Regions from separate parts of the Mus musculus genome. Here all the other regions are linked to region 1. The links are chromatin loops, found by intact Hi-C in ENCODE. Cell type or tissue: left cerebral cortex. All regions are shown on one strand.

Evidence for each region. Hi-C counts contacts between places; a loop is a spot of excess contacts. Peaks named below come from ENCODE experiments on the same cell type or tissue, not always from the same donor. Only the 100,000 strongest peaks of a DNase experiment are listed, where the experiment ranks them.
Region 2: it touches region 1 in a loop (2.9-fold over the local background); 11 of 42 quality-filtered maps call a loop at or near these places.
Region 3: a loop joins it to region 1, with 2.4 times the contacts of the local background. A loop is called at or near these places in 21 of 42 quality-filtered maps.
Region 4: it touches region 1 in a loop (5-fold over the local background); 22 of 42 quality-filtered maps call a loop at or near these places.

What each region holds. Positions count from the first base shown.
Region 1 is chr1:52,628,420-52,633,419 of GRCm38, forward strand. Nemp2 (nuclear envelope integral membrane protein 2) reads left to right here and starts at 2,286. Exons shown (of 9, transcript NM_001142647.1): 1 at 2,286-2,432. The coding sequence starts at 2,339. In left cerebral cortex, CTCF peaks have their summits at 2,215 (motif pointing left) and 3,378; DNase peaks (open chromatin) are centred at 2,229, 2,704 and 3,356; H3K4me3 peaks cover 1,320 bases; H3K27ac peaks cover 486 bases.
Region 2 is chr1:53,030,542-53,035,541 of GRCm38, forward strand. No RefSeq gene overlaps it. Among named protein-coding and RNA genes, the nearest start is that of Mstn, 29 kb to the right of the region's middle. In left cerebral cortex, a CTCF peak has its summit at 2,223 (motif pointing left); a DNase peak (open chromatin) is centred at 2,225.
Region 3 is chr1:52,952,860-52,957,859 of GRCm38, forward strand. It overlaps a transcript of 1700019D03Rik not described here. Among named protein-coding and RNA genes, the nearest start is that of 1700019D03Rik, 2.5 kb to the left of the region's middle. In left cerebral cortex, a CTCF peak has its summit at 2,508 (motif pointing left); DNase peaks (open chromatin) are centred at 331 and 2,493; H3K4me3 peaks cover 847 bases; H3K27ac peaks cover 838 bases.
Region 4 is chr1:52,298,333-52,303,332 of GRCm38, forward strand. No RefSeq gene overlaps it. Among named protein-coding and RNA genes, the nearest start is that of Gm31955, 4.8 kb to the right of the region's middle. In left cerebral cortex, CTCF peaks have their summits at 1,432 (motif pointing right), 3,101 and 4,440 (motif pointing left); DNase peaks (open chromatin) are centred at 1,436, 3,112 and 4,425.

The sequences.
Region 1 (5,000 bases):
GACTTGCACCTGACTTCCTCATACACCTGAAAATAAGCCACAACCGTCGTGAGAGCTGCACAGGTGCGCCATGATGCTGGTGGTTTAAACAAGTCCATATTTGGTGGAGACATGCCCCTGCCGCCCTGATTGGCTGAAGCTGCGTGCCTTGGTGAGGTGACATGGCCTGCTGTGAGTGGATGAGGACTGAGAGTATATAAGAGTGAGAGGCCCGGGGTTCGTGGGAGATAGATGAAGAAAAAGTTGAAGCGAGAGAGATGAAGACGGAAGTTTGCTGAATAAACTGCCGTTAGAAGGACTGGTGGTCGTGTCGTTCTTGCTGGTCGAGAGCGGACGCGACAAAAAAGAGCAAGCTTCCTTCTTCCATGTCCTTTATATAGGACAAAGAAAGATCTGGAGTAAAAGTATGTCTTCCCACTTCAAATGATGAAAAGAAAAATTCCTCAAAGGTGTACACAGCCATTTGAGTTTAAATTAATTCCAGATGTAGTCAAGTTGATGACCAAAAATAGCCACCATACCTAAGGATATTAAATATTTATTGACCATTTGTATTTTTACCTTTGAAAACAACCTATTCAATTCATCTACCAATTTAGTAATTAGATGGTTTAATTTTGTTTTGTTTTGTTTTGTTTTTTGATCAGCGCTGCAAACATATGTCTCTGCTTGTTCTCTATCTATTGAAGACAGCTTTAAGAAAGTACATTAGTCATTTGGTGATATGTTTCTTTCAGTTGCTTTCCTTAGCATTATCCCAAATTAACCAAACCAGTTTGAACAGAATTGGAGCAAAAAGTTGCTTTGCAAGAGGCATACCAAGGGGATCCAGGGAAAAAAAATGATAAAGGACAGATTCCAATAATGAAGGTTTATTTTTAAAAATCAGCCCCTAATAATTTCCTTAAAAAAAAAAACTCTGAGCTTTTACAGCCACATACTAGGTATACACATATACGGGGCATTTGGTGAAAGCCTCCTTTAGATAACTCAGAGACATTCTTTCCTATTTAGACCATTAAAAAAAATTGAAGCTGAGTTATTAAAAAAAAAAGATTTCTATTATATCGAGCTTAGTGCTGTTAGTGGAAGACTGGAATTAGAGAAAAGAACACAACTTCTTACTCTAGCTTTGTGTGTGTGGTGGGGCAGGGATGGGGATCAGAGGAAGGTTAAATTAGGTCTCATGTAGCCAGACTAGCCTTGGATCCCCTATGCCACTTAGGCTCACCTTACCCATCATTAACTCTGTTTCTCAAATGGTGGGATTACAGTCCACTACCACCACACTCTTCTGCCCTACTTCAAGTATGAAATAGTAAGTCACACTGAAAGGTTTCCAGAGACCAAAGAAGGCTTGCTCTTAACACAGAATTATCCTGATCATCAATAAACCATAGGGCTCAGAAACTGTGAGTCTCTTTCTAGGACAGACTATTCTCTTGTGGTTGGTGGTGGCTTTCTCTGCTCCCCAGAGTGGTTTACTGTGCAGCATTCCAGTTTCTTGGAGTCTTCTGTCTCAATAGGCTGACTTTAGAGAGCTATCATCTCTGCCAGGTTGGTTATGTTTAGAACACTCACTATATCTTTGAATTTTTAAAAATACAATCTCATTTTTAAAAGAAGGCTTATTTTTTAATTTAAGTGTATGGGTGTTTAGCTTGTGTGTATGTCTGTGTACCATATGTCTGCAGAATTCAGAAGAGGGCAGTTGATTCCATGAAACTGTAGTTACATATGTTTGGGGCTGCTGCCATGTGCACGCTGGGAAACATGGGTTCTCTGGAAGAGCGATAAGTGTTCCTAAGCACTGGACCATCTCTCCAGCCTCCAGATCTCTATTAAAGTAACACTTTATTAATAGTGAACTTATATAACCCTTTTGGGTTTTTTTTTTTTTTTTGAAAGATACTGTGTTCATGAGCTTAGACACAAATTATTTAAGCACCAAATTTCTCAACTTGTTGCTTAAAAAAAAAAAAAGGAAGAGGTGAAAGGAGGGACAAACAAACAAACAAGTCAGGCTTTTGTCTAAGTGGGGCTTGCTGGTCTTATTTCTGAGAGGGTGCATGTGAAGAGCCTGCCTTTCTGAGTGGCCCGCACCAGTGCTCTGAGAACCCTGCGCGGGGCTCCGGCGTGTTTTAAACTGCCCGCCAACTCTGCAAGCTGGCCCAGGAGCAAGAATCGGGAAGGCAGGTGATCGCCCCCTGGAGGCCACTGGGAGAGCCGCTCGGCGGACCGCGGAAGGGCGGGGCCGCAGCCGGCTCCGCCCCTGCAATCCCCTCCCTCCGCTTTCCCGCTCTTGGTCCGCTGCGCCACTTCCGCCGCTCTGGCCGCGATGCTGCCTAGGTTGTGGTGGCTGGTGCTCTGGCTGCAGCCCCTGGCTACACTGCCAGCGAGCGCGGTGCACGACGAGGAGGCAGCGATGTCAGGTAACCCCGGCTCCGGGCGGGGGGGCCTCCTTTCGGCGCCGCAGGGTCACGCGCGGCCGCGGCCAGGCCCCGCCCCTGTCTGCGGGCATCGGATACTTCAGTGTTTTGGTTTGTTCAGGATCACACCGCTGGACAACCGCACAGCTGGCCCTTTGTCTGCAGTTTATGTCTGAAACCTTATTTTATCTGTCTTCAGAAATCTCAGGAAACTCAAGGCTAGAGAAGGATAGAAGCTTCAGAAAGGAACCGAAATTCTGTTTCTGATTGGCTGCTGTGACCTGGGTAGCTGGTCATATGCAAAATACTGCTGATGCTCCAGCATTGAACCAGGTGCACAGGAAGTCTCAGTGAGCTACTCAGACTGTTTGGGGTGCTTAAGATTCTGGCTCAGAAAGCTGTAGCAGCAAAACGCAGTCTCCACGAGTTTAACATTTATTTCTACCATTCACTACATCCTTCAAAAGATTGCTTGTTTGTATTCTTCATTACATGGTCACTTACAGACTCAAGGGAGGCTGTCAAGATACAGACTTTCAATTGGATAATATTCCGACACCGACAAAGTTAGTAGGGTGTCTAAGACTGAAAGAGAGAATGGATGTTCAGTAAGCAGTTATTAGCTTCTGTCACACCTTGTGCCCATACTGGTATCTTGCAGTGAGTTACACCTTAGGGGACGGTCTGTGGTCAGCTTTTCATTGAACAGGAATGTGTTAATTAACTATTTTGTGCTATGCAGGGCTGATTTGCTCTAACTGCATTGTCTTATACTGATTATTCATATATGCCCATTTTACATGCTAGAGAACAAAGAATTGGTAGTAAATATAATAGGTACTTGTGAAAATATAAAACAGTTTGAGGAGGAGGGCTCCTGGGCGTGGCAGCAGAGGGGTAGAAGTAGTTATATAGATTCAGAATCTTGGGCTCTAGTGCAGTTGTTGATTTAACCTGTAGGTGTCGTATTCTCCAGGGCACACAGGTATTATTTCTGCTCCTTTTATTTGCTTCAAGGAACTCAGTTTTTCAAGTTTTGCTGCTGTATGGGTCACCATATAGCCCTAGCAGATCTGGAGATTTTTACATAGACCAGGCTGGCCTTGGCTGTACAACATTCCTGCCTCTACCTCCCAGGTGAAGGGTTTTCAGAGCTGTACTGTTGCGCCTAGCTTAATAGTCCTCAGTTGTGTTAAAGACGCATGTAAATGTTCACCAGGACTTTCTTTCTGAGAAGTGTAAGATACCCAGGAGATGATAAAATTCCAGTTCACAGCTGAAAAGAAAATGGCAACTTCTGTCTTGCCATTCCAGATATTCCTTACGTTCACATAGGAGGGGATCACTGTCCTGCAGTGTTGAGTGACACCTTGGGAACCCTTGGTTGGCTAGGTCTAAGAACTGCTGCTACTGTAAAAGCTATGGTCTTATGAGGGGCCTGTGATGAGACAGCTAGACAATAATCTCTCTCACCCACAGGGAATGTATTTTTTAAAAAAGCACTGCAGTACCGAACCTTACATGCCCCCCCCCACCCAGTGTGTGTGTGTGTGTGTGTGTGTGTGTACATTACATATCACAGCAAGAGATTTATAATTATAAATCAGAGCAAGAGATAGTTATTACAATTCATTACAATAAAATATTGTGGAAAAATTATTTGAACTTACATATTTCTACTTTGAAAGATTTTTTTCATTTAATATTTTCAGACCTTGGTTGAACACAAAAACTTGAAGCCTCAGCAAGTGAAATTGAGTGTAATGGAAGACTGGGGGGGTGGGGGTGGGTTGCCTCTGATGACGTCTAAGACCCTTTCCAACTCTGAGAATCTGCTTTGGGTACTTACACGCTGCCATGGCACGAAGAACATCCATTCCAAGGCCAGCCCTCTGATACCCTATTTGTAGAAAAGGCAGACGCTTGTCATAGAAGAGAAACGGCAAGTCAAGCATGACTCTTAATTTGAAACCAGTAGGTCAGATCCACGAACACTGCTTCCCTTCACATGAGGCTCTGGAATGACGTCCCATGCTTCCACTCCAACAAGAGGTCATTTGAAGTTCCTCTGTGGCAAAAGAAAATGTCTAAAGGTAGAATCCGACCTGTATGTGTGTTAGTTAGGATGTGCTAATTTCAGTTCCATTCTCATGACACTGGAGAAAGAAAAATTAAGTTTTATATTCAGGTTAAAAACAACAAACTGGTACTGGTACAAGAGACATGTTACTTATGTAGTTTACATCTTTGAAAAATGTGAATTAAACTAAATACCAAGAAAGATAGCAACTGCATCTGGACCCATTCATTATCCTTGAACTCCCACAAGGAAGAAGGAACCAGTTTAATGAAGCCAGTGGCAGCGTTTACTGTATTCTGGTTCTGGTCACATTAGAGGATCAATTTTCTGGTTGCAAATTGTGGAAGGCTAGGTTCCCAGAGGGGAATGGTGATGAAGGTTTTCTTGTTTGTTTTGTTTTTGTTTTTGTTTTTTGTTTGTTTGTTTGTTTATGGGAAGTAGTTGCTCAGGCTTGAGAAGTGCTTGTGGTTTTCATTTTTAGAAGACTTGAT
Region 2 (5,000 bases), 400 kb after region 1:
CATTTTCCTTCTATGATCCTCTGTAGGGCTGGATTGGTAGATAGATACGGCTTGAATTTGGTTTTGTCTTAGAATATTTTGGTTTCCCCATTTATGTTGATTGAGAGTTTTGTTGGGTACAGTAGCCTGGGCTGGCATTTGTGTCCTCTTAGAGTCTGCATGATCTCTGACCAGGCTTTTCTGGCTTTCATAGTCTCTGTTTGAGAAGTCTGGTGTAATTCTGACAGGTCTACCTTTGTATGTTACTTGGCCCTTTTCCCTGCAGCTTTAATATTCTTTCTTTGTTCTCTGAGTTTAGTGTTTTGATTATTATGTGACAAGATGATTTACTTTTCTGGTCTAATTTATTTGGTATTCTATAGGCTTCTTGTACCTTTATGGCCATCTCTTTTTTTAGGTTGGGGAATTTTTCTTCTATGATTTTGTTGAAGATATTTTCAAGTCCTTTGAGCTGTGAATCTTGCTTCTCCTCTATTCTGATTATTCTTAGATTTGGTCTCTTCATTGTGTCCTTAATGTCCTGGATGCTATGGGCTAGGATTTTTTTTTTTTTATGTTTTGAATTGTTCTTGACAGTTGAGACAATCTCTTCTCCTGTATCTTCGACACTTGAAATTCTCTCTTCTCTCTTGTATTCTGTTAGTGATACTTACATCTGTAATTCCTGACCTCCTCCCTAGGTTTTCCATTTCCAGGTTTGCCTCCATTTGTGTGTGTGTGTGTGTGTGTATGTGTGTGTGTGTGTGTGTGTTTTATTTTTGTTTCTACTTCCATTTTTAGGTCTTGGGTCGCTTTATTCAGTTCCTTCCCCTGTTTACCTTTGTTTTCCTGTATTTCTTTCAGTGAGTTATTGGTATCCTCCTTAAAGGACTCTATTATCTTCATGAGATAGGATTTTATGTCAGCTTCCTGATTTTCAGGTGTGTTGTTGTATTCAGGGCTTGCAATGGTGGAAGAACTGGGTTCTGATAATGTTCACATATATTGGTTTCTGTTGCTTATGATCTTGTGCTTGCCCCTTACCTTCTGGATATCCCTGGTATTTGTTAGTTTGGGTGACTGTCTGGAGTCTGCCTCTTTTGTTCCTGGGTTGCTTCAGGTCTCCTGGTAGACCTGCAGCCTTGGCTGTAGCAGACTACCTGTGGGGCCTTCGAACTGGGGGCTCTTTTCAGGGGCAGAGAAGCTGCTGATCTGTTGCCCTGGCTGCAGTAGATCTCCTGGGAGGCCTTCAGACTGTTGGGTCTTCAGTGGAGCAGTCAAGGTGTTGTCCAACTGCTCTGAGTGCAGCTGATCCTCAATTACTCTGCATGCAGTGGATCCTCAACTGCTCTGAGTTTAGTGGGTTCTCAAGTGCTCTGAGTTTAGTGGGTCCTCAAATGCTCTGAGTGCACTGGGTCCTCTAGGATGACTCAAGATATTGTGTCTTTAGTGAAGCAGATCAGCTAAGAGTCTGCCCCAGCAGAAAGGACGGAGCAGAAGGAGTGGAAGAGACTGAAGGGGAGTGGTATTTGGGATGGCGGGGGTTTTGGTGGGTGATGGGTCCTGAGTCTACTGGGCTCCCAGCAGCAGTTCTGGGACTCTAGGGGGGGGGGGTTCCTTACCACCTGCTCTGAGTGAAGCATGTTCTTTAAGATGGATCAGGATATGGTGACTTCACTGGAGCAGACCAGCCAAGAGTCTGCCCCAGCAGAAAGGGCTGGACATAAGGGGCAGAATGGATGAAAGGGGCAAGGCCATACCTTCTAATAGTGCTACTTCCCATGGGACAAGCATATTCAAGCCACCATAATGACCATTTCTGTTTCTGGTTTCATTTCATATATGTAGACTTTTTTCTATAAGGAGTTATAAGGCATCAACAAGACTGCAGAATTATAGATTTCTCAGGGACAGTAGGTTTTCTGTGTCTCAGAGGGTGTGAACACATTTGAGGGTACATTTTAGAAGAAAAAAATGTCAAGTTAGAATTAGGCTTTGTGTTTTTAAAAGGCATTTCTTAAATGTAGAAGAAATATAGTCATCATAGTTTTCCAAAGTTAAAAAGAGTGAGTAAATAAACACAATCAGAGAGCAAGAGAAGACAACAGCTTTCATGGGTTTTCCCATGTCCATTGAAGAAAATATGGGAACAGGGAGTTATTAGAGTCAGTGAAGCTAAAGAAAGAGCAGATCTGTTCACAGTCCAAACATGGAAGCTCACCAGATTTGTGAGAATAGTGACCCCTGCTGGAACCCATGTTATTTTCAACTCTAGAAGTTAAATGTAGGCTAGTATAAATTATGACTGAGTCTTTTTAAAACCTCACATTTCATTAATTCCTTCAGAATGTCATACTGTGCATTTCCATCATAGTCAGTGCTCCCAGACACACCCTCAGAGAACATTTGAATTTGGAAGTTGGAATTAGGTTCAGACAACATTTACTATTACTCTTTCATAAACAGGCTCTACAACTTGCTTTAGATCACATGCTGGACAATAAAAACTCCTGTTCAATCCTTGTGGGTGTTTAATCCAAGAAGAATTTTTTTTTTATCTACAAAATATCTGTAGCACAAAGACTGTAGAGGCCAAGAAAAATCTCTGGAGTATACAGTGGTTTTAAAACACACGTCTGATCTGGCTGACCACTATTAGCATGACATTTCAATTTCCCAAGCAGTGTTACACCATCCTCAGTTAGGTACTCCTACACCCTACTGGTGATAATGCACTACAAAAAAAAAAAGGCTTAAGAGGAAATGACATGACCGGCCGGCCCCTATCTTGAAGGGCTCCAACCCATTTGCCTCTGGTTCCTGCTCTGTAGCCATTGTTCAGGGGTCACACACCCACAACCCACCAGAGGGATCTCCAGTTTCCTTCAGATAAGCAACATTCTCCTGCTCTACTCCACACACCTGAGTTCCTCACACATGTCGTGGGCAGGGGTTTGTGTGTTTCTCCATTCTGTTGCAGTGCCACAAGGTGAAAGTTTCACAAAACTCCTTCTGCATTGCACTTTTTACATCTTTACAATTGGGATTACAGGACCAATTGTTTTTGCTTTGTTTTATGGCAGTGAGGACTTCCGTACCATTTTCCCTAAGTATGTCAATATGTGCCTAGCTTCTTTTTCTTTTTGTGTGTGTGTCTGTGTGGTGTTCGGAGAAAAATTTTTTAATTGTTAAACTGTTTTTTTAAAAAAGAATGTTGCTTATGTTTTATAGAAAAGGTGATGTTTTTGTCCTTCAGAAAGCAGAAAAGGCTTAGTAAAGGGGTTATGATAGATGTTTGTCGTGTTTAGACTCAAATGGTAACAGAGGTTTCTCTGCTTTCATTATCAAGGTCAGTACGGTCAAGATCAACACCCAAGGCTGCCACTGAGGAAGGCAGCAAGCCTCAGGGTGCATGGCTTTGCCTGACTGCTCATTTGACCGGGCAGACAGATAGATTCTCATAAGAAGAGGTCTACATTAATGCAATGGCAAGGATTTAACTGGCAAAAGTGAAGAACTTAAAGGCACTTTTGGAAACCAAGTAAAGGAGGTCTGAAGATGAGTTTTAAGATAGATATCTAAGAGTAGGCAGAGTCAGCTGATTTTTGTCTCAGATGAACAATACTGCTAGGCATCAACTGAGAAAGAGACTGTCAGTAGTCAAGTAGGCTGTTCCATATGGCCAACCCTTCAGATGCCAGTTAGCTAGTCTCATTAACTACTTACTCTGTGCTTGTACAATTGGTTCATGAAGATATTTGGGTCTTGGGAAAGCATGTTTGTTATATATGACTTTAGAAAGCATATCACCAAGGCTGATGTGGCTGCTACTGCTGGTGAGTACCCATCTTCAGTAACAACAGAGGCCAGTATGACATCACTATGGTGACATCACTCTCAGGCCTTGCTTGGTACTCAGTGACAGAGACTGTATTAGAATTGTATCACCAATGTAAGAAAAATGATGAAAGAACGTGTCTTCTTTCCCTGTAATTTCCTCTTGCCCTGCTACCTATGCAGTGACAGCGCTAAGGATGGTGGGACCTCCTAAATAATGCTTTTGACTAAGGGACATCATTTAAGAAAGATTCAGAGGGCCCATCTCATTACTAGAGAAAGACGAAATGATAATACAGTGGTGGAATGAATTATCTATCATTTACTTATGTTGTCAAATGAGATCATGAAGCTGCCCCACAATTATAGTAGACTTGCTTGTACAACTGTTTCATGAACATATATGAGTCTTGGAAAAGCATGCCATTCACTAATTTATCATGTTTTTTTCAAAGCCAGAATACTAAGCTAAGAACCAAAAGGTAGGAGTTGTTCTTTTATTTTAGTTTTATTTTTTTATTCACAAGCTCATGTTTCAAATTCCATGATGCAGTGCTCTTATATCTAAGTGAAGAATAATTCTTCTAAGAATCACCAGAAAAATTCTAGGATGTCCCTTCACCATGTACTCTTTATGCAACTAAAACCAACAGTCACTAGCTGATTCTGGTTATAAAATAAGAAAAGGGTTGGTACTGGCCTGCAGAAGGAAGAAGGAGGCTATGTCTAGAAGCCAAGGGGTTCCCTTGGCTACTGTCAGCATTCCCATATCGACTGTAAGAGTTATTGGAAGATTGGAGTCAGCCAAGCAGAGTAGAGGTGACTGAGAGTTGAGATACGTCCACAGTGCAGCCCAACTAAAGCATGAGCCAGGGACAGCTGTAGGGAGAATGCCTGTCAGTACTTAGGAGAATGTTGGCAGCATAAGTCAGAGGCAGAAGATGGACTTTGCATCAAGTTGATTAAGAAAATGAGAAATTGTTCTCCCGAAGCCCTTTCAAGGCATTATTTATAGTGTGACCCCAGTAAGAGTTCAAGTTGCAATCATTCCATATGTATAAAAGCCGAATGTCTTTTCAGAAACACTGATTATTTCTTTCACAATATTTTATGCAATATCAAGGACACTCAACAAGAAAGTGCCAAAGGTAGAGCTCAATGTTCAGTGCTTTTTACAGCTTCAA
Region 3 (5,000 bases), 320 kb after region 1:
CCCCCTGCACCCCTCCTAATCCACCCCCCTCCTCCCAGAACTGCTCACGAGTTCGCGGCTCGCTCCCTGAAAGTGGAGCCAAGGGACCCGCGGCTACGGAGCACAACCCTCAGTGTTGGCACCGCCAGGGGCTACCCCTGCCCAACAGCATTGGGTTCCAAGCACAACCAAAGGGATCCGAAGTGCTGGGCCACAGCTCGCACTCCCACCCGGCAACCTATTCACACACGGCTCCACCTCCCCAGCAAGATCCAGACCACCAAGTATGAAAGCTAAGTGAGCTTGTATCTCCCTCTCCTGCCCCACATCCCCAGAGCCACCTGGACTGAGACATCACCTGATCTCTGTCCACGTGGGAGCAGGCGCGGCTCGTCCGGTGCTGCAGCGTGGCGCCAGCCCCGCAGGTGATCTCCTGTCACCTGCCCCGGGGCCCTCCCCTGAAGGCTGCGCTGCTCCAGTGCCAGTTTAGCAGTCAAACCTGTTTTGATCCCAACGCCACGCCTCGCAGCTCTACCCTAAGACACCACCAGACCTAAGTACTTTGCCCCAGTGCACTCGGAAGTGCACCAAGCACTTCTAAATTTAAAAATGCGTCCAGTATTGCACTTTTCTATCCCCGAGTACCCAAATATCGAAACGCTTGTTTCTCAAAACAAAACATCAAGAAAGATCATATTCTTACCCTTTAAGGAAACAAGCGCCTCAAAACATAGCCATTATTCAGTTAGACCTCATTCCATGAGATGCCTGCATCTGTCTGTGTGATTCCCATCGTCAGTAACCGCCCCAAGAGAATGACAAAAGAACCATTATTCCATCCTGTCCTACAATGGATTGTCAATGCAAAATTCATGCCCCAAGGGACCTCAGCAGAACTCTCTCAGTTCCTTGCTTTACAGATGCAGATGCTTAGGCTGAGCCCAGCCTTAGGATTGGGGGGAGGGGGGGGCGGGGATGCAGAGATGAGTGGATTCCTGAGAACCCACAGCCAAAGGGGCAACCTTCAGGTTTCATGAAGGACCCTGACTCAAGTAAATTAGGTCCAGAGCAGTTGAAGATGCTACCCAAGGGCACACACACACACACACACACACACACACACACTTCAGCACTTTCCTCTCTCCCCACTCCTAAAGAAAAGCCTGAAGCCTATAGGCTAACATAAACAGGGCCTTTTGGAGGTCCATTTCAGTAAAAAATTAACTCAGAGAGCAAAGGATCTAAGAAGTCCCTCCAGACCTAGCTCAGCTTTAAGTGAATCCAGCATTTTAGTTTAGTTCTGTGCAAATCAGCTAAGGTAACTTTGACCTGAAAATATTGTGCCTCAAACATATCAATTTTTTCATTTAGTGTGATTAATGGCACCAGACAAACAGAATATGAATATTAAATTGATTTGTTTGATAAGCAACTATTGCAGTGTACAAAGTTGATTATATCTAAATGGAGCATGCATTCACATACATTTCAAGCACACTGTGCTAAATAATTATGATTAAATGCAATGTTATTTGCTTGCTTTTATCTTTCTCAGTTCAGTCAACCGATGTTGCTATTATTTTAAGTGATCTCTAGCCCAATCCTGAGTGACAAGTGTTAGGCCTTGATGGGCTCTGGGAGAGAAGAAATTTGTAGCTATCCATCCTAGTTAGCAGGGCAGAGAAGAAAATGTTAGTCTCTGGCTTCCGTCATAATGGAACTCCAGACACAAGCATATTACTTTCTTTATGTGAGTGTGTGTTGGAGAGTATGTGTGTGTACATGCCTGTGTGTGTGGGTGTGTGCCCGTGACTGCAGGTGGAGGCCAAAAGTCCATGTCAGATGTTTTATTCTATTACTCTCCTCCTATTGTGACAAAGGGTCTTTCACTGAACCTGGGGCTGGTGAATGTGGCTAGACTGACTTGCCAGCAAGCCCCTGGGCTTCTGACTTCCTCTTCCCAGCACTGAGGTACAGGCACACTGTGACACCTGGGGTTTTACATGGGTGCTCAGGATCTCAATTCTAGTGTCCTATTTGCACAGCAAGCACTTTAGCCACTGGACTATCTCCCTAGCCCCAAGTGTAAGCTAATTCTGCTCTATTCGAGGTCACACTGGATCATCTTTATGAGGAGTCATCTACTCTTAACCTTTGGTCTAAGAAAGAAGCTGACACCAGAGGAGAAAGGTCTGGCACCATACTGTGATTGTCAGATCCAGGCCTGACCCTCCTCTCCTCTCCATGGATGGTCAAGAGTTTGTCTTAGAGACTGCACCAGTGTCGGGCTACCCTGATGGATGCACAATGGGCTGAGGATGGGAGACAATCCTCAGGTTCCCCAGCATTGCACACAGCCAGTCTTCTTGGTATACCCCTCTCCCCTCCCTCCTCACATCCAGAAGCCGGATTCCAAGCCAGTGGTGACTTTTCTCTGGAGATTGGAGGTTGGTTTTGATCGATATGAATGGAAAGGAGTTGGATAGAAGGCTACTGCAGAGAATCTGGCGCCCTCTGCCGATGGGGCTTGAGGATATTCAGGCTAAAATGGTCTCTGCAGTCATGGACTTTTCTTACATGTGCCAGGATTTTATTCAGATTTGACAGAGAGCTCCAGATACCTGTCTGTGAGTAGGTGAAAGACACACGTTTTTCAGACCCAGACCTGGGTTTTGAAATGGAAAGATTTACAATACAGGAAATTGTAATACATGTTGATCCTTTAAAAATACTTGTTTTATGTGTATAGATGTTTTGCCTGTATGTATTTCTGTGCATCTAGACATAAGTCTGGTACCTAGAAGAGAGTCAGATCCCCTGAGATTAGAGTTACAGACAGTTGTGAGCTGCCGTAGAACTGGAGTCTCTGCGAGAACAGTCTGTGCTCTTAACTGCTGAGACTTCTCACCAGCCACACATGTTGATTCTTGAACATGTTCTGTAGTCCAAGCAAGCAAGACACCTAAGAATGCTTCTTTGTGAAGAGCTCTTTGAGTATGAAAATAGCATCCAACTTTCTTCCTGCAAACTTACACAGCCTTCCCACTCCTCCCAGCTGACCCTGTGCCTAAGAAGGCTTTGAAGCTCAGTGCCAACCTCAATCATACTGCTGTGAGAAAGTTCTTTTCTAATAGTTCACCAAATCAAAGGCCAAAACAACACCTCACAAGGGCCCAGGTGTGTGTGTGCGTATGTGTGTTTGCACGTGTGTGTGCACTCTCACACACACACCCCTGTGTATTCGTGAAATGTGGATATGAGACAATGGTAAATCTTGAAGTGATCATTGTTGCCACATTTATTATTTATATGTCACACTGTATTACACGTTTTATATTTTTCTTGAGGTTATATGTGCTTTTAAGTGTGATTCAATTTCCATTACCTCACTGCCTACAGTGTTTAAATCAGTTTGTGTGATGTTATCAAAATACTTGAGTCTTTCCTTGGGATTCTGTGTACCATGCAAGGATCGGTGACTCTCTCTGTGGCCATCAGTTAAGAAAACAGTTTAATTTTATTAAAGATTCTCCTCAGAAATCAAATCAACTCTCAAAGATCTGATAAGTTGGTACTTGAAGAATTTCAGGAAATTCAGCATAAGAAACTGCCTACCTAGAAACATTTTATGGCTTAGGATTTATCATTTAGCTGTTAACCTCTGATGGAAAACAAGCTGCTGTAACTAGTCATTGAGCAGCTGTGAGTTGAGACCCACAAAGCCTTCTACAATAAATAGTCCATGCGGCGATGGTTCCTGTTTTAAATAGAAGGCAATGGGAAATACAAGGCAACTACTGATGTACGCTTGGACTTATATTTGAATCCAGGCCTGACTCCAAAGCCAATGCAGTTCACATTGCTTTCCAAAGGCTCACTGGCCTGCTAAATCTGGCCTTGGTTCTAAGTAACAATCTTTCCCATCTAGCTCCTAGTCCTTCAGCCCATGTGGGCAATGTCCCCTGCTGCTGAGTTGGTTTACCAGGACTTGAAAAGAAGATGGGCTGCTATCAGAGCTTTTGAATCCCTAGTGGCAGACCACGCGGTTTGAACAATTCAATAAAGCCTTCTAAGCCTGGTGCAGTGGCACAGTCCTACAAACCCAGGACTTGGGAGGAGGAGGGAGGAGGATTAGGAGTGAGTCCAATCTTGGCTACATATTGAAGCCCTGTCTCAACAAAACAAAGCAGAACAGAACAGAAAGTACTCAGTCGTTTTTTTCTTCTCTTGCGTCTGTATTTCTGAGCAAGGCTCTAGCTCATGGCCTTCTATGTGAATTCCATCAGCAGCACTGATGTGCAGCCTCTTATGAGGTGAGTAGCAAATAGCTATAAGGAAACTCATCAAATGCCTAAGGGAGAAGACACAATCATAAGTGTTTCCGCTGAGAAGTGGACAAGCTCTCATCAGACCAAGAAACAGATGCCTCAGTTGTTGAAAAAGGGATTAAGTGTATAAAGCCTATGCTAAAAGCAGGGAATGGCCAGGAGCATGAACATTTAAGTGGGAAGAAAATGAGTCTAAGTTACAAAGCACGGGGCCCATAAGCACCAGGCTAGGTGATTTGTTATGACTGATAACAGACTCCAAGAAAGATCTTAAATTACAAAACAATGTGATAAAGCGTTCTTGGATGGATGGATTTGCAATTGTTAGGACAGTGCTATGCATGAGTGTGGAGTTAGTGGCACAAACCAGTCACGCTGCAGAAATCCTAACTGAAGCGCATTGGCCTGGCAGAAAGTATATGGGCATGCTATGCTTGCCATCACAAGTTAATTCCCTTCATAACTCACCAGTCTGAGGCTAGTTTTGCCTCAGTCTTCTAAGATTCCTATGCTTAATAGGACTACTTCTTGTTGGGTTTGAGTTCCCATACTTCAAGAAAAAAGAAGCAGGCACACGCACACACAAAAGATGAAGGAATCCTCTATGCCTGTTCCTTGAGTAAACCAAGGTAACCAAGGCAAAAGGAAGTGAAAATTTAATAGAAAGCTGTACATTTTCAGAACTGTAAACAC
Region 4 (5,000 bases), 330 kb before region 1:
ACCTGTTCATCTCCTTCCTCTCCCCACCACCTTCCAGTGTGGATAAACTCCGTTTCAGTTTCTCTCTCCAACAAGGTTCTGTCTACAAACCACATCTGCTCTGAACTTTACTTCCCATGGTGACTCAAGCAAAAGCGAGTAATGAAGACTTAAGAATGCAATGCCCTGTGAAATAGGTATGGCATGCAGGAAAGAGGAAGCGATACATAAGACTGGGTGTAAAAAAATATAAAGATAACAAGTGTTTCCTTTTCAGTTAGCCAGAGTTATCTACTAGAGCTCTATTTTAAGACTTACACATAGGCTAGGAAGATAGTTTAAATGGCAAACTGCCTGTTATGCAAGCCTGGGATCATGAGTTCGATCCCTACTACCCATGGAAGAAGCCGAGTTGGTGGCATGTGCCTATAGTACCAGGGCTGGGGAGGCAGAGCCAGGCAAATTCCTGAGTTCACTGGCTAGCCAAACTAACCTACTTGGAGAGTCCCAGGGCAGTGAGACACCCTGTCTCAAACAAAACAGACAAAAAAAGCACAGTTCCTGCGAAACAACAGCAGAGGCTGACCTCTGACCTCCACAAAGGTGCACATGCAGCCATGAGCAGGCATGTAGACATACATGAGTTCTCTCTGCCTGTCTCTGTCTGCCTGTCTCTCTGCTCTCTCTGTCTCTCTGTCTCTGTCTCTCTCTAGAGTTCTTAGAAGTATCACTAAATTTGGCCTCTATTCTCAGGGGGCTTTCAGTCTAGTCAAGAGACCTAGTGCAAATAAAAAATTGAAGTAGGATGCTCTCTGATAGGGTTCTGCCATAGGTTAACTACTGGGGGAGTCTGGACATAAAGCAGATCCAAGAGCCTTGAACAGACCTTAACCTGGTCAAATAATCTCTGGATGCTGTGGTAGGATTTAGTAAAACAACAGAGATGTAAGAACAAAGTGCTCTGGATGCATGAGAGAGCCAGTTAGCTGTGCTGGAGTATATGGTGTATGTATGCAGCACACTGATGAGGTAACCTCCCAGAGGAGATCAGGCAACATGTGAAAGAAAGGCATCCCGTCAGGCAAAGAAGGGGATGAGTGAGGATAGGAAAGACAGAAATCAGCGTGTAAGAAGTTATTACACTAAAATTCAAAATTCTGTCCTTAGAATGTTCTTTCTTGAATAACTCAGATGTGCCATCGTCCTATAATGATTTAGTGATGTTAGTGATAGCCTCCTGTGCTGTTACATCATACTGTAAATGAGCAGAACCTGTCATAACGTTGTCTTTGGCATTCAACACAGTTTATACTTGGCCTTCTTGGTTTTAGTGGATTTTTAGTCGGTGACTCGATGTGCACCATTTATTTAGTAATATTTTATGAATTAAAAATTGGAAGGAGGGATGGCAGATTATCCACACAAGCTCCGATGAAAATCACTTCTGTCTTCCACTAGATGGCATTGGAAGAACATGGCACATCCCCTAGTTCTCACTGAGGCTGAGTAAGATGTTTGCGTTGTGGAGACTACACAACTGTTGTTGTCTACACATCTCTGCATAACACTCGCTCCTTAACAGAGGTTTAGTTTTGAAGTAGCCGGTAAATGCCTGCACTTACAATTCATAGCAAGAGAAAGTGATGAACAATTCTTAAAACAGTTAAAGCAGATTCAATCAACCCCTTTTCACACAGTAATTATTCTAGGAGTCTTCTTGAGTTCCCAGGATGCTCATCAGTGCTGGCCTCATGATAGGTCTCTCACAGACTGACGACTTGAGAAGGAACACGAGTCAATAATGCTGTGCTGTTGGTCCTGGAAGAGAAGGTGAGGTTATCCATCCCTATAGACTTCATTGAGCCAGAGGAGAATCCACAACGTATTAATTAAAGCAAGGAAGATCGGTTGTCTGACCTGTGCTAACCAGTCCACACTACTGTATGAATATGTAGTGTTGTTCAAAGGAAGAAAGAGAGAGAGAGAGAGAGAGAGAGAGAGAGAGAGAAAGGGAGAAAGAAAACAGAAGAACCTCTCTTCATCATATTATTCCCTAACACTTGACCATTAACAGGACCCATCTCTTATTAATCACTCAATGCATTGAGTTTAATTGTTTTCTGCTTTGTCTGTGCCTCATCCAAGCCATATAACAGCTCTATTTTTAAGAATGTTGATGGAGTGTGACTTTGATAACCCACCATACAAGACTGACAGGGAACCTAAAAGCATCCAAAAGCATGGTTCATCTCTCCTGTACACATCTGGACTGGAACATCTGGCCCCAAATTCCTACTGTGGAGTTACCAGGCTTCAGCAGATGGACTCGTAGTGATTGGAATGATGGCTTGGTCATGAATATGGCAAGTAAATGTCTCCTAAGTAAACTCCCACCTGTATTAGCTACTGTGAAGGTGTTGCTAGGTCCATTTTACTGGTGTTTATTGACAATTTGTGTGTGTATGTGGTGTGTGTGTGTGTGTGTGCATGCGTGCTCATGCAGTTCTCCTTGTTGGGTCTGGCTGGCTTCAACAGTCAAACCTTACTAATACTGAGGCAGCAAGTGAGGAACATGGAATAGTTGAACTTCCAATGATGGTCTTCTACTGGATAAAGAGCATCTTAAGTCATTGCAGTCTGCAGCAACTATCATGATTTGAGAGGACAGAAAACTATTCTTTCCTTAGCATTTCCCTCAAAACATGTTCTGCTTAAGAGCCGGTGAGATGGCCCAGTGGATGAAGGTGCTTGCTTTAGGGCAAACCCATTGACCTAAGTCTGAAGACTGAAACCTGCGTGAAAGGCAGGAGGAAGAAACCAGCTCCACAAACTTCCATGTCTTCTGACCTTTATACGTGTGCCATGGTGGGCATTTGCACACAGAGAAACACCAACACCACCAACAATAAAATACAAATTTAAAAACATTTTCTACCCGAAGGTTGAGCACTTGTTCAAAAACTCCTAACGAGGAAGACAACAACACTAGAAAAACCTTGAACTCTTTAAAGTTTACGAGCAGGGTCAGGGTGCTTTTAAAAAGCAGTTAAGAATTTTTCATAAAACTATACTAAATGATAGCTGCTGGAATTTTTCTACTTGTAATACCAGGAACATCCAGCAGGCTGTGCCCCTTCCAGCAGGCTGTGCCCCTGAACCAGGGTATTTTAATGGACACTCTAAGTTGTAAAACTTTTCAAGCCACTAAAATTTTCAAATCTTTCATTTGTTGCTTTTTCATGGTTTAAACAGTAAATTTCCAAACATGCACAACAGAAAGCCAAAAGCAATACTTTTATAAGTGTGTCATGTTTCTATGAATAACTTATAATTTTAATAATGCAGACAAGATTAAATATTTTTTCTTTATATTCTAACTATAGATTTTAATGAGATTTTATAGAAATAAAAATGATAAGAAATGATGACAATATTTTTAAAATAATCTTTTTAATACATTACTTTTAAGTCCTTAACATTTACCTTTTCTTTCTTTTAAAAAACATTTTATTTTATGTGTATAGGTGTTTTACCTGCACATATGACTGCACATGTTTGTGCAGTGCCTGAAGTGGGCAGAAGAGTGTTAATTCACCAGAACTGGGGTTACAAGGTGTTGTGAGGAGCCTTGTGGTCCCCAGAATGAAACCTGGTTCCTCTGGAAGAGCAGTCAGTGTTCTTAACCCCCGAGCCATCTTTCCAGCCCCTGATTTTTGGCTTTTACTCTTTACTTCTTGGCTTTTTGAGGAATAGTCTCATTCTGTATCTCTGGCTGCCTTGAACTTGTTGTGTCGCCCAGGCTGGGCGCAAAAGTATGGTCATTTTCCTATGCCTGCCTCCCAAGAGCTGGGATTTCAGGCCTGGGCCACAATACCCAGTTCTTTATTGACTTTCAGATTAAAATATTATTCCATTAAAACTGTGGAAGTTATTGAGCACTACACAGGGAAGGACAGATGGAGAAATATGATCTGGTTTTAAAATATGACCCAGGTACAGTTATATTAAAATAAGTGAAGTTTGGTCCTCAGCCAGCATCAGCCACATCACCAGGAATCTTGCGAGGTAAATTCTGAGGCTCCTTCTAGACTAAACCAACCAAAGTAGAAACTCTGGAGAACTGAGTATGGCAGCCACTTTGTAACAAATTCTCAAGATGATTTGGGTGCACCTTAGAGTCTGAGACCACCGAGAACACTTATTAACACAAATGTTCTATTCAGTGCTGAACATTCTCTCTCTCTCTCTCTCTCTCTCTCTCTCTCTCTCTCTCTCTCTCTCTCTCTCTCTCTCTCTCCCTCCCTCCCTCCCTCCCTCCCTCCCTCCCTCCTTCCCTCCTTCCCTCCTTTCTCTCTTCCTCCCTCTCTTTTCTCCTCCCACTTCTCTCTCACTCCCCATGGAGTCCACTTAGTATCCTCAGTGTTTGAATAGACGGAGCGCCATCTACTGGACCATGGCAACCTCGCAGGGACAGCGTCCCTAAGAAAATCAACTACCTCTCCCAGCTGCCATCAACTGCCAACAACTCCACAGCTACAACAAAAACAAAACAATCCCAAATGAATGTGGGGACGGAATTTGTAGGGAGAAGGAAGATGACAGGGGTACTAGAGAGATTAGATCAGAACGCACTTTAAAGGGCTTTTTGTTTGTTTGCTTGTTTTGTTTCGTTTTGTTTTGAGGTTTTGTCTGGCTTGATCTAGGTTCATGGTGTCATACCCGCTGTCAGTTCATATATGTAACTGCCCTGTTGTGTTCTGAAAACACAATTTCACTATAGTTATTACTGCTTCTGGCTCTTAGAATCTTTTGCCCCGTCTTCCTTAATGCCTTGGGAGAAGGGAATGCCATCACTTATTCTTAACAATTTGAACAACTACACATATCCATTCATTGCAGAAAAGTGGGAGAATCTCAGAAGAGAGGGTAGAAAGAACGTCAGAGCCAGAAGATAGAGTGTGAGACGCTGACCTCTGGAAATGGACAGCCAACGACGTCATGCCTTTCCAGCTGCTGAGGCT